Linked DNA regions of Homo sapiens: region 2 is linked to region 1. Evidence: chromatin contacts called from ENCODE Hi-C or POLR2A ChIA-PET data. All regions are on one chromosome and are shown on one strand. The core of a region is the stretch at or near the end of the contact, and the rest is flanking DNA. Distances in the headings are between cores, read along the strand shown. Region 1 overlaps YPEL2 (yippee like 2). Region 2 has its middle 60 kb from the start of MIR4729.

Region 1 (5,210 bases), core at 2,222-4,721:
TCCAGTTGCTACACATTCATGCCAACACTTGGTTTTGTCAGTTAAAGAACAAAAATTTAACCATTCTAATGTGGACTGATTCTGATGAAGTTCAGTTTATCAGTTTTTTTCTCTTTTATGGATTGTGTTTCTGGTGTATCTAAGAACCTCTTCTAACACAAGGTCACAAAGACTTTCTTCTGAATATCCTCCATTTCAAATTAATTTTGTACAAGCATATCATTTTTTAGCCACAAAATATTGACAAAAACAAGTTGTCTCTGTAGCATAGGTTTCAGGTACTTTACCATAAGTGAACCCCTTTGTAGTACTTCATCTCATATGCAAAACATTGCAAAGACCCTGCTATTTAAAATCGTGTTTTTTAAAAAAATAAGATTGGCCTTATTCACAGAAACAACAGTATTCACAATACGCTGAAAGCAGAGACAGAAAAAGAACACCTTTGTCACCTCTAACCCCCACAGTGGAGCCCCTTTCTTCCAGATACCTATACATACAGGACACATACCAGTCCAGGGAAGGTCCTAGTGGCAATCCATGTATTGTAACTGTTTAGCAAAACTTATTTTTTAAAGATAAAATGTATAAAATGAGCTAGTATTTTCTCCCTGCCCTGGAGAAAAGGGTTGTCTGGGGGTTTGTCTTGCACACCTTGCTGGGATACCACTGCCCTGGTAAGTCTCACAATGTTGCCTGTCTCCCTGTATTTCTAATTGTGTCTGGCAGAGAGTCAGTGATCTAGGAGTGAGAAAGAAGTGAATGCATTCTTCAAAGTCTTTCTCTGTCATTAATGGTGAAGCTCTGTTGCTTCCTGTTACTTTCCTGTCTGCTTTCTTCTGGGATTTGTTTCCCAGTAGCCACCTTCTTCTAAGCTCCGAACTTGAAGGTCTTAGCAAATGTTTCTTAGAGGATGACATTCCAAATTACCTGTAACTTAGGACCATGGAATAATAAGAGAATATAATTTTGAAGCTAGAAGGGGATTTGAAGGTCAGCTAGTTCAAATCTCTTATTAAAACCAAACCAAAAAGAAATGAACTATAATATCCATAGAATAGAGTACTACTCAGCAACAAAAAGGGAATAAATTGTTGATATGTTCAACATGAATGAATCCTAAAAGAATTGTGCTGAGTGAAAAAAGTCAGACAAACACATATACACTGTAAAAGAAAATACATTTCATTTATTTAAAAAATTCTAGACTGGACGCAGTGACTCACATCTGTAATCCCAGCACTTTGGGAGGCCAAGGCAGGCCGATTGGGTGGATTGCTTGAGCTCAGGAGTTTGAGACCAGCCTGGGCAACATGGCAAGATTCCGTCTCTACAAAAAATCCAAAATTAGCCAGGCATGGTGGTGCGCCCCTGTAGTCCCAGCTACTCAGGAGGTTGAGGCAGAAGGATCACTTGAGCCCAGGAGATCAAGGCTGCAGTGAGCCATGATCGTGCCTTTACACTCCAGCCTGGGTGACAGAGCGAGACCTTGTCTCAAAAAAAGATTCCAGAAAATACAAATTATAGTGACAGAAAGCTGTAATCGCCTATGGATCTATAAGTGGTAAGAGGATGAGGAGGGGAGGATTCAGAGGGATATGAGGAGATGTTTGGGTGTCATGGGTAGTTTAATCTTTATTGTGGTGATGTTTTCACAGGTATATACAGATATCAAAACTCATCCAATAGTACACTTCAAATATACACCGTTTATTATGTCACTTATAGTTCAAAAAAGTTGTTTATAGAAAACAAAAAAAACTAGAGACAATTTAGTTGACTCAGAATATTTAATAAATGACTACTGTGTGCCAGATGCACATTCTTATGTGTTTGGCATTCAGAGAGAGATTGAAGACATGGCGCACACCTTCAGGGAGCTCACAGTCTACTGAGGGAGTGAGATAAATAAACAGATGATTTCAATCCAGGATGCTAGTGCTAAGGCAAAGGAAAACAGGCCGGGTGCGGTGGCTCATGCCTGTAATCCCAGCACTTTGGAAAGCTGAGGCAGGCGGATTGTTTAAGCCTAGGAGTTCAAGACCAGCCTGGGCAACATGGCAAGACCCTGTCTCTATAAATTTTTTTTTTTTTAAATAGCTGGTTATGGTGGTATGCACCTGTGGTCCCAGTTACTCTGGAGGCTCAGGCAGGAGGATCGCTTGAGCCCAGAAGGTGGAGGCTACAGTGAGTCATGGTCACACCACTGCACTCCAGCCTGGGTGACAGAGTGGGACTCTCTTGGGGGAAAAAAAAAAGGAAAGAAAGAAAAAGGAAATGCAGGGAACATGAAGAGTCTAGAACATGAGTATCATTGGGTGCCTTTTTCTGGGGAGTTTAGGGAAAGCTTAATGAAAGAGGGGAGCTGAGCTGAGGCTTATTGGGTCAGGTGGAAGAGCCTCCCCATCAGAGGGAACTTCATGGGCAAAGTTAGTGCAATGCAACTTCCAGGAATTGCCTGTGGTTTGGCCTGACTGGAGTGAAGGACATAATGGGGAGGTAGCAAGAGAAGAGGCAGGAGAGGTGGCATGGCCAGGTCATGAAGCCCTGGAGTGGTGTTTGTGCTCCAGGATTGAACAGTGTGGCCAGGTCTAGACCTGTGTCGCTGGGACATTGTCTTATCCAAACACTCAGCATGGACTTCCAGGTTCCAGGTTTTGAGGCTTTGACACTCATAGCTGCTCAGTTGTAGCCTGGAAGCTGCTATATTCCCCAGGGATGTTTCAAGACCCCAAAAAGGAGAGAATTGGTTTGGGTCTGGGCACCAGCTGGGGAATATCTGCCTGCCCCTTGCAGATGCACCTGGGAGTGAAGGTGTCTGGTGTATTTGAATGTTGGAGGCAACCAACAATCCAGCTGCCCCAGAGGCAGTTTTTCCACAAGTAAAGAAGTTTGTTGGCTGGGTGTGGTGGCTCACACCTGTAATCCCAGTACTTTGGGAGGCCGAGGCGGGTGGATCACCAAGGTCAGGAGTTGAAGACCAGTCTGGCCAACATGGTGAAACCCTGTCTCTACTAAAAATACAAAAATTAGCCGGGTGTTGTGGTGCACACCTGTGGTCCCAGCTACTCAGGAGGCGGAGGCAGGACACTCGCTTGAACTCAGGAGATGGAGGTGCAGTGAGCCAAGATCGCGCAACTGCACTCTGGTCTGGATGACAGAGCAAGACTCCATCTAAAAAAAAAAAAAAAAAAAAAAAGAATTTTGTCTTTCACACTGGCTGGCAGCACTGATCCCTGACGTCCTGCACATCTGACAAAAATGATTGTCTCGCGTGCTGATCTGAGTCCTATCTGGTGCTCACCTACCCTCTGGTCATCTGTTAGCCACTCATCTCCTTGTTTGTTGGTTGGTTTTCAGAGCAGACTAAGATACTAAATTCAGGACACTGTTGTTAGACCACATTAAAAATGCAGGCGGCAGTGCAGAACATGGCTGGCTCATGTCAGGCCGACTTCTCAGTGTAACCAGAGAAGGAAAACATGGACAGGGCCCGTGTTAATGGAAGCAGACGCCAGATTGCATGGCAGGCTCTGGCTCCTGTTTCTCCTGTTCCCTGCCGCCCTCCAGCCAAAAGAAAGAAACTAATATGTAAGCTAGAGGTTAAAGTGGAATTGCTGCTTCATGAGCATTTCTGTGATGCAGAGATCAAGTTGCTTACATCTCAAAAGAGCTCCTGTGCTCCCATTTAGGATTGTAAACTGTCATGGCACTTAGGATCTTCTAGAAGGCATGACAAGCGATAAGTGTGGGTTGGATAGTTTTTTCTTGGGTCAGGGATTTTTTTGCTGCCTTTGGTAGAGCTGGACCAAGAGGCCAAGCGAAGGAGCTTGTGGTGGTTTCCATGCCTGGGCCAGCCTGGGAAAGCTGTGGCCAGCACAGATGGCTGAAATCAGGTGGGACCAGGAAACGCCAATGCGGATTAATGATCTCAGGTGAATTAATTACATCAGGCAATGTCAGGAGGGAAGAAGTTTTTAATGACATAGTGGTTTTGGGTTTTTTTCATTTTCTCACCTGGGCTAGTGAAAACAGTCCGGTGGGCCAGATCGAGCTTTGTGGCTCTGTTAATTCCGCCCTCTTCTCCGCCCCCACACCATCTGCCAGCGGGACCGTTAACTGGCTCAGTACTCCCTTTTGCTGTGTCAGTCCTGGAAGGTCATGCTTAACTGTGATTGGGGTTGGTTTCCCAAACAGATAGGTGAAATGGATGTCTAACTATCGATTTGTTTTCTTGCATTTCAGTCATTCCAAGGAAGTCAAGGACGAGCATACCTCTTTAACTCAGTGTGAGTGCCTCTGAATGGTACATTCCTTGTGGGGTACAGATTCGAGGGATGGGAAAAAGCAATCCTTGGTGATAATTAAACAATGAACCCTGCCCTGTCTGCCACAGTAAAACTCTGTGGAGCATTACTGTCCACAATTGGTAGTCAGTTACCTTTGGGGAACATTTCTTGCCAACATCTCTGGCTAAAAATAATATATTCACTACATTCCCCTCAGAGGGCACACCAGAGGACTGTAGTCCCACAGGGAAGAAGCTGAGGAGATTCTGAGAGCCTCAACCTGAAGGGCTCATAATGAGATCTGAGATTTGTCACTGGGGAAGAGAATATGGGTGAAAAAGACACCAAGATCTGCTGCGGGACCTAAGGAGGAAGGAAGGCCCACTTCGGGCAGATGCACAGTTTCCAGGGCACTCAGCCATCCCCAGGCACCAGGTTTATCACCTCTTCCCTGGGAAGGGAAGGTGAAGCCTACATAAGCCTGATAAACTGTAAAAATGAAAATCTGGCCTGTGGCTTGAGCTGGGCACCCTGTGAAGGAGTAGAGCCTATTCAGCACCCAGGGATCACTCATTCCTGTATCAGGACCACACTGTGCTATCATGTGTGGCATCTTCAGCTTCATTCAGTCCTCAGTAAGCTGTGAGGACCTGTGCCCATGGCTGTGGACTTCACAGTGTGGCTGTCAGCTTGTCCCCCTAAGTCACAGATTTAAAGTATTTGTTAGAAAAATTAAAATTTTAAGCAAACTCTCAACCATAAAGATTATTTCGGTAGACCCACTCCACTAGAACTTGCAGATCTGAATTTCCTTCCAGCTGAGATATTTCCCTGTGGCCACCTTTTGGGGATTGGTTTAGATCTGCTCAGCTCAGGGTTGGCTCCCCTTGGGACAGCCTTTCCCAGTTAATTTTTGCTGGA
Region 2 (5,047 bases), core at 902-3,401, 38 kb after region 1:
AGCAACTCTTCCCTCCCGATGTCATGAGTAGATGAGACTTGGAAAGGGGCACTGGGACTCCATTTCCGTGACCTCCCTCAGCTGAGAAGCCTGTGCTGAGCCAGCCCTTAGCTGGCCGGACAACCCCCATTGGCAGAGACACCCAATTAGGGAGATTCTGTTTCTGGCTCCTTGGAGGTGACCATTTTCATTTCAGGTGAAGGGCCACGGTAAATGAAGGGCAGGGTGCAGGAGGGCCTCACACTGTGGAGAAAGGACATTTTTAGCAATTTCTGTCAATGCCATGCATTTCTCAGAGAGTTCAGACTTTAGCCGTCTGGTAGACTCCCCATCGTCAGGTAGCTGGAAGTAAGACAGATCCCCGAATCTGGCCCAGGATATGCCCCGGAGAAACAGGACTGCCCCTGGATGCACAATAGCCCTCACTCTGCAGCAGCCACCAAACAGCCTTCACACGTGCTGCTTCAGCTCGTTCTCACCAACCCCAGCAGGTGGGTGGTATCAGCCCTCTTAGCGAGGAAAACAGATTTCAAAAAGGTGAAGTGAGTTGGTCATACAGCTAGCAGGTGACAATGACGAGACTAAAACCTCAGTCTGTCTGCCGCCGGAGGAGAAGCCAGGCATGAGCTGCCCTTGTGCCCCTGGCACATGCCCATCTGTGCCACTTCTACCTAGACCCAGGTGTCCCCGACTTTGTTGCTACCCCAAAGCTCACACTGAGGCCAGGGTAGTGAAGATCTGGTGTGTTGGGTAGGGGGTGCTGAGAGGTTGGGGGAGCGCTATGTCATTCTCTCGCCTTTCTATCAGGTGGGTGGGGATGCCGAGGTATGTCTTCTCAAACTGGAAGATTCATTTTGGTTCCTGGATCTCCGTAGAAGGAGGTTTGGATGGAGGTAGGATGTGGGAGGTGTTTTCTCTTCCTCCCTAAAAATACTTATTAAGCACCTCTTGGTTTCAGCTCTGGGCAGCCTGGGTGCTTTCAGATTATAGAACAATTTCATGACACCATGGATCTGGTATTTTTCTCTGCTGTTTTTCACATAGTCTTAATATAGTTTTACCTGATAAGAACTATCCACATGTGTATATCTTTTTAGAGTTCTAAGATAGCATAATCCACATACTTAGATGTACCTATAAAATATCTTTTTACAGAATAAAGGGCATGCTATTAAGGAATGACTTTTCTTCCACTGATTGTCATGTGGATCACTTCCTGAACCTGAAGGAGGTTCTGGAACTCCAGACACCGGGTCCTGAGCTCTAGCAAGTAGCTGAGGGAAGAATTTTCAGCCCCCAGCTGCCAGGGGTTCTCAACACAGAAGCAGGACCAGACCAAGCTTTTGGGAATTTGTTCATCATTGTACAGCCGTATCACGGCCTATCCGGAGTGGGAGGGCTGGAGAGTAATTTCCTGACCCTCAGGCTCTGAGCTATTGTTTTGGGGTCTTGCGTACTCTTTTGATCAATTATTTTTTCTGCCTTTAGCCATAACAAGCAACAGGATGGTGCAGCATCCAGGTTCAGAAAGCTGCCTCCTCTCACTTAGTCAAAGTTAATTAATTCTCACTGTACCTTGAACTAGGTCAGCTGCAGGGCTGTGCTGGGCCTGACCTGCTGTCAGGGGAGGGCATTTCTTGTCTGTCTCTTGATGTGCTGTCCTGGGCAGGGAAAGTGGGAAGGGGGTAGGTTTCACCTTTGCGTGGGATCATCTCTCCCCCTTTCTTCCGGGGAGGTGACCATTTTCAGATCTGTGGGTGGGGAGGAAAATCTTCTCTTCCAAAAATAATCTCTCTGCAGTGGGGTTTGAAGCTGGACCAAGCTGCTAGCGCTATTTTTACCCAGCTTGCAGTTCAGGGTGTAAATAGCAACTCTGGCTGTTTTTTCCCACAGCTGACAACAGAGTCAACCTCTTCGAGGCAGGAGCATTCTGGCATTTCGCACAGAGAAAACAGAACACAATTTGCCCTCGGGCCCAGTTGATGATTCCTGGACCGTGGGGTCGATATCCAGGGCTGGCATCTCCACGGTTCTTTTATCTCAGTCTCCACTATAAACACCAGGCCCCATGAGAGCTGCTGGGCTGAGGCTCATTTAAAGAAGCTTCCTGCGGAATGATGAGGGAAAAGGCAGGTCCGTAAATCCCCGCCTGCGCCCGCCGAGGATTCCAAGCGCATGAGCAGCTCCAGGCTCCAGCTTGCTGTCCCCCTTGCCCTCCTTCTTGCATTAGCAGGCACTTCCTCTAAGGCTGCTGCCCTGGGAGGGTTTCTTGCAAACCCACTAGATCTGAGGAAAGACAGAGAAAACATCTACTTAAGGCTGCCCAGATGACAGCATGTGTCTAAAAATATATGTCTCCTAGTTTTCGAGTGATCGAAGGCCCCACAGCCTTCAGCACTGGAGTCATTTAGAGGTCATGGTGAAAGGACTGGCTCCCTCCTTGCCTCCATTTAAGCAGAAGCTGCGAGAAAGCCCCCAAAGCCTTGGGTCATGTCTCCAACAGGCTCGGGTGAGTGGGAAGTTCGGCCTCATAGAAGGCCCCTTGCTGGTGCGGTTCATGAGGACGATAAATTAGCAAAGCTGAGGTGCGCCCATCACGGTGAGCAGTTCTCTATTGCTTCTCTTCTGGGGAATGAACAGGCTTCATTTGCTTTTCCCTGAGGCCAGGTTTCTAACCCAAATCTGTCCCTGGAGTCTTTGGCCTGAAATAAGAAAGGAGTCTTGAGTCAGCAGGAGAGCCACTCCTCACTATGAATTACACAGCAACTCCTTGTGGATCTGCCCGTACCCTTCCCCCGGGCACACATCAATCAATCGAAGTATTTCTCAAATATCTACCCCATACCCAGAACTGGGCATTTAGGTACGTGGTTCAAGTTTCAGATTCTTCCAGCAAATGGTTTGTATGGGGTAAGAAAAAGGATTGGAGGTCAGGTAGGCAGCTGAGTAATCCCCAACTCTGCCTTTTTAAAAGTGGTTTCAGTTGCGCATCCTTGGAATTGATTCTGGGCAGCTGTTAATTGCAAAACTCACTGCCAATTATCGATAGCTAAAGTGGCATTGGAGAGCTTCTCATGGTAAAAATAGGGGCAGGTAATAGATGAGAAAATAGCTTTACATTTGAGAAGAGAGGATGGGAACATATTGTCTCAATCTTGCTGTGTTCGAGGTTTCCTTTGTCAGCCTGGGTTCTCTCCCAAGACTGGCCAGCAAAGTCTACTTAGTGACCTCCAGCAAATAGTCCACCAGCAAGCTACTTAAGATTAGAGCAGGCTGGGCGTGGTGGCTCACGCCTGTAATCCCAGGACTTTGGGAGGCTGAGGCGGGTGGATCACGAGGTCAGGAGATCGAGACCATCCTGGCTAACATGGAGAAACCCCGTCTCTACTAAAAATACAAAAAATTAGCTGGGCGTGGTGGTGGGCGCCTGTAGTCCCAGCTGCTCGGGAGGCTGAGGCAGGAGAATGGCATGAACCCGGGAGGCGGATGTTGCAGTGAGCTGAGATCGTGCCACTGCACTCCAGCCTGGGCAACAGAGCAAGACTCCGTATCAAAAAAAAAAAAAAAAAGATTAGAGCAAAACTTTATCTTGGCAGCAAGAACAGAGGGGATCTCTGCTGAGTTCAGGGCATCCTGTTTCTCACCGGGCTCAGTCACATTAAACAGCCAATACCAGTTTTAGGAAAATCCATGTTGAATTTTAAATGTATTTTGGCTCATTTGGGGGGTTATGATTGTCCAATTCAGCTGGTAGTTTGTGTATCAAACTTCAAATCGACAAACGATGTTTATTCAAGGAAGTTTCTTGAAGCCTAGATGGTACATGTTTACCTTAAAAAGCAAAACCAAAAAATTCCAAAAAACAGAAACAGGAAAAAGTGCCCTGGTGAGTAAAACCAAAAGCATGTGGCAGACAGACACAATGCAGGCCTGAGTATTTTGAACAATGCTCATGGCCCCAGCCTTGACACTGGGGAAACTGGGAATGTGGTCGCAGACTTCCTATGTCAAGTGTTTCCCTGGATTTCCTGGAATCCAACTTGAAGTGCCATTTCCCCTGGTGCCACCAAGGAGTTAAGCTTTGGTTCTGTTCTCCCAGTGACTAAGAATGCTCTGTGTGGCTCTGAGATCATCCAGAAAGAAACTGACAGTCGGCGTGGGAAGAGTGTGAGCTTTCAGTGCTCTTGAAATGCCTTTGATGGGCATGGTGAGAGAGCAAAAGGCTTATTGCCACCTAGTGCCCCTGATTGTGTAATTTCGTCGTGAATTCTTGTTTCTTCTTTTGAATTTTGCATAATTTTAAATGAAGATCTCTAACTCCTTGGGGAGCTTGATATTGTGATGTGTGAGTTATTCTATGGAGCTATTCTATGTGAGCTATTCTATATTTTAGACAGCAAACGTATCCCACCACTTGGAAATATCACCCATTTTGATTGAAAACAAAGTAGAATCAATGACCTGACCAAATCACACGTGTGTGTGTGAGGGAGACTGGGTCTTTCCACTCCTGATGTTTTCTTTCTTCTGAAAGGAGTCCAAACACTCCTTGCTTCTCTCCACCCGCCCCCTCTTCCCTGAGAAGGAGGAGTGGTTTAATATGACTGGTGAGTTTGGAAGGAGGAACTGTGCCTTATATCATCCTCTCTTTTCTTCTTGGGAGCAAGCTTCGCTCCCGTGGGGTGGGAAGAGTAGGCCCATTCCAGCTCAGCTGCCTGTCATCGAGCCGCCAAGTCTGCCTAACTCTGAAGTTGAGTATCGGGAAGCTCGATTGTCTGATGATATAAGCCACGTTCTCTAATATCAGCTTTATCAGTAGAAAAGGTTATTTTTGGTCCTCATCTAGCTTGCTGCTATCTTCTGATTCAATTCAAAATTCACAGAGAAGGGAGCAGACTGCTATTTTGGGGCCTCCTCAAAGACCCCAACATATTTACTGGAAGATTTCCTGTGATTAGAAAAATCCCAGTGTTGGGGTAAGGTCCAACTTATAGATCCACATCATCACTTTCTTATATAACACCAGATTCCTTAGCTGTCAGCTGAG

The links. A loop is a pair of places that touch in the nucleus more often than their neighbours do. ChIA-PET counts read pairs that join two places held with the same protein, here RNA polymerase II (POLR2A). Pooled maps may share reads with other maps.
Region 2: a loop to region 1 is called in a map of gastrocnemius medialis, with 6 times the contacts of the local background. The contact joins two enhancer-like sites. A Hi-C loop is called at or near these places in 46 of 168 maps with a recorded cell type or tissue (B cell, CD14-positive monocyte, HepG2 and 25 more), 12 of 37 single-sample maps with no recorded cell type and 29 of 50 pooled maps. POLR2A ChIA-PET finds 5 or more read pairs at or near these places in 7 of 52 experiments (AG04450, B cell, Panc1 and 4 more).

The regions. Positions count from the first base shown.
Region 1 is chr17:59,384,082-59,389,291 of GRCh38, forward strand. It overlaps YPEL2 (yippee like 2), which reads left to right. Exons shown (of 5, transcript NM_001005404.4): 3 at 4,246-4,289. Among named protein-coding and RNA genes, the nearest start is that of MIR4729, 21 kb to the left of the region's middle. Within about 2 kb of position 3,472, at least 7 of the 41 ENCODE cell types and tissues checked have a DNase peak (open chromatin) inside an H3K27ac peak, as active enhancers do; they include ascending aorta, dorsolateral prefrontal cortex, gastrocnemius medialis and 2 more, where a contact is called at or near this core.
Region 2 is chr17:59,423,566-59,428,612 of GRCh38, forward strand. No RefSeq gene overlaps it. Among named protein-coding and RNA genes, the nearest start is that of MIR4729, 60 kb to the left of the region's middle. RefSeq lists a silencer at 4,149-4,278. Within about 2 kb of position 2,152, at least 19 of the 41 ENCODE cell types and tissues checked have a DNase peak (open chromatin) inside an H3K27ac peak, as active enhancers do; they include ascending aorta, dorsolateral prefrontal cortex, gastrocnemius medialis and 2 more, where a contact is called at or near this core.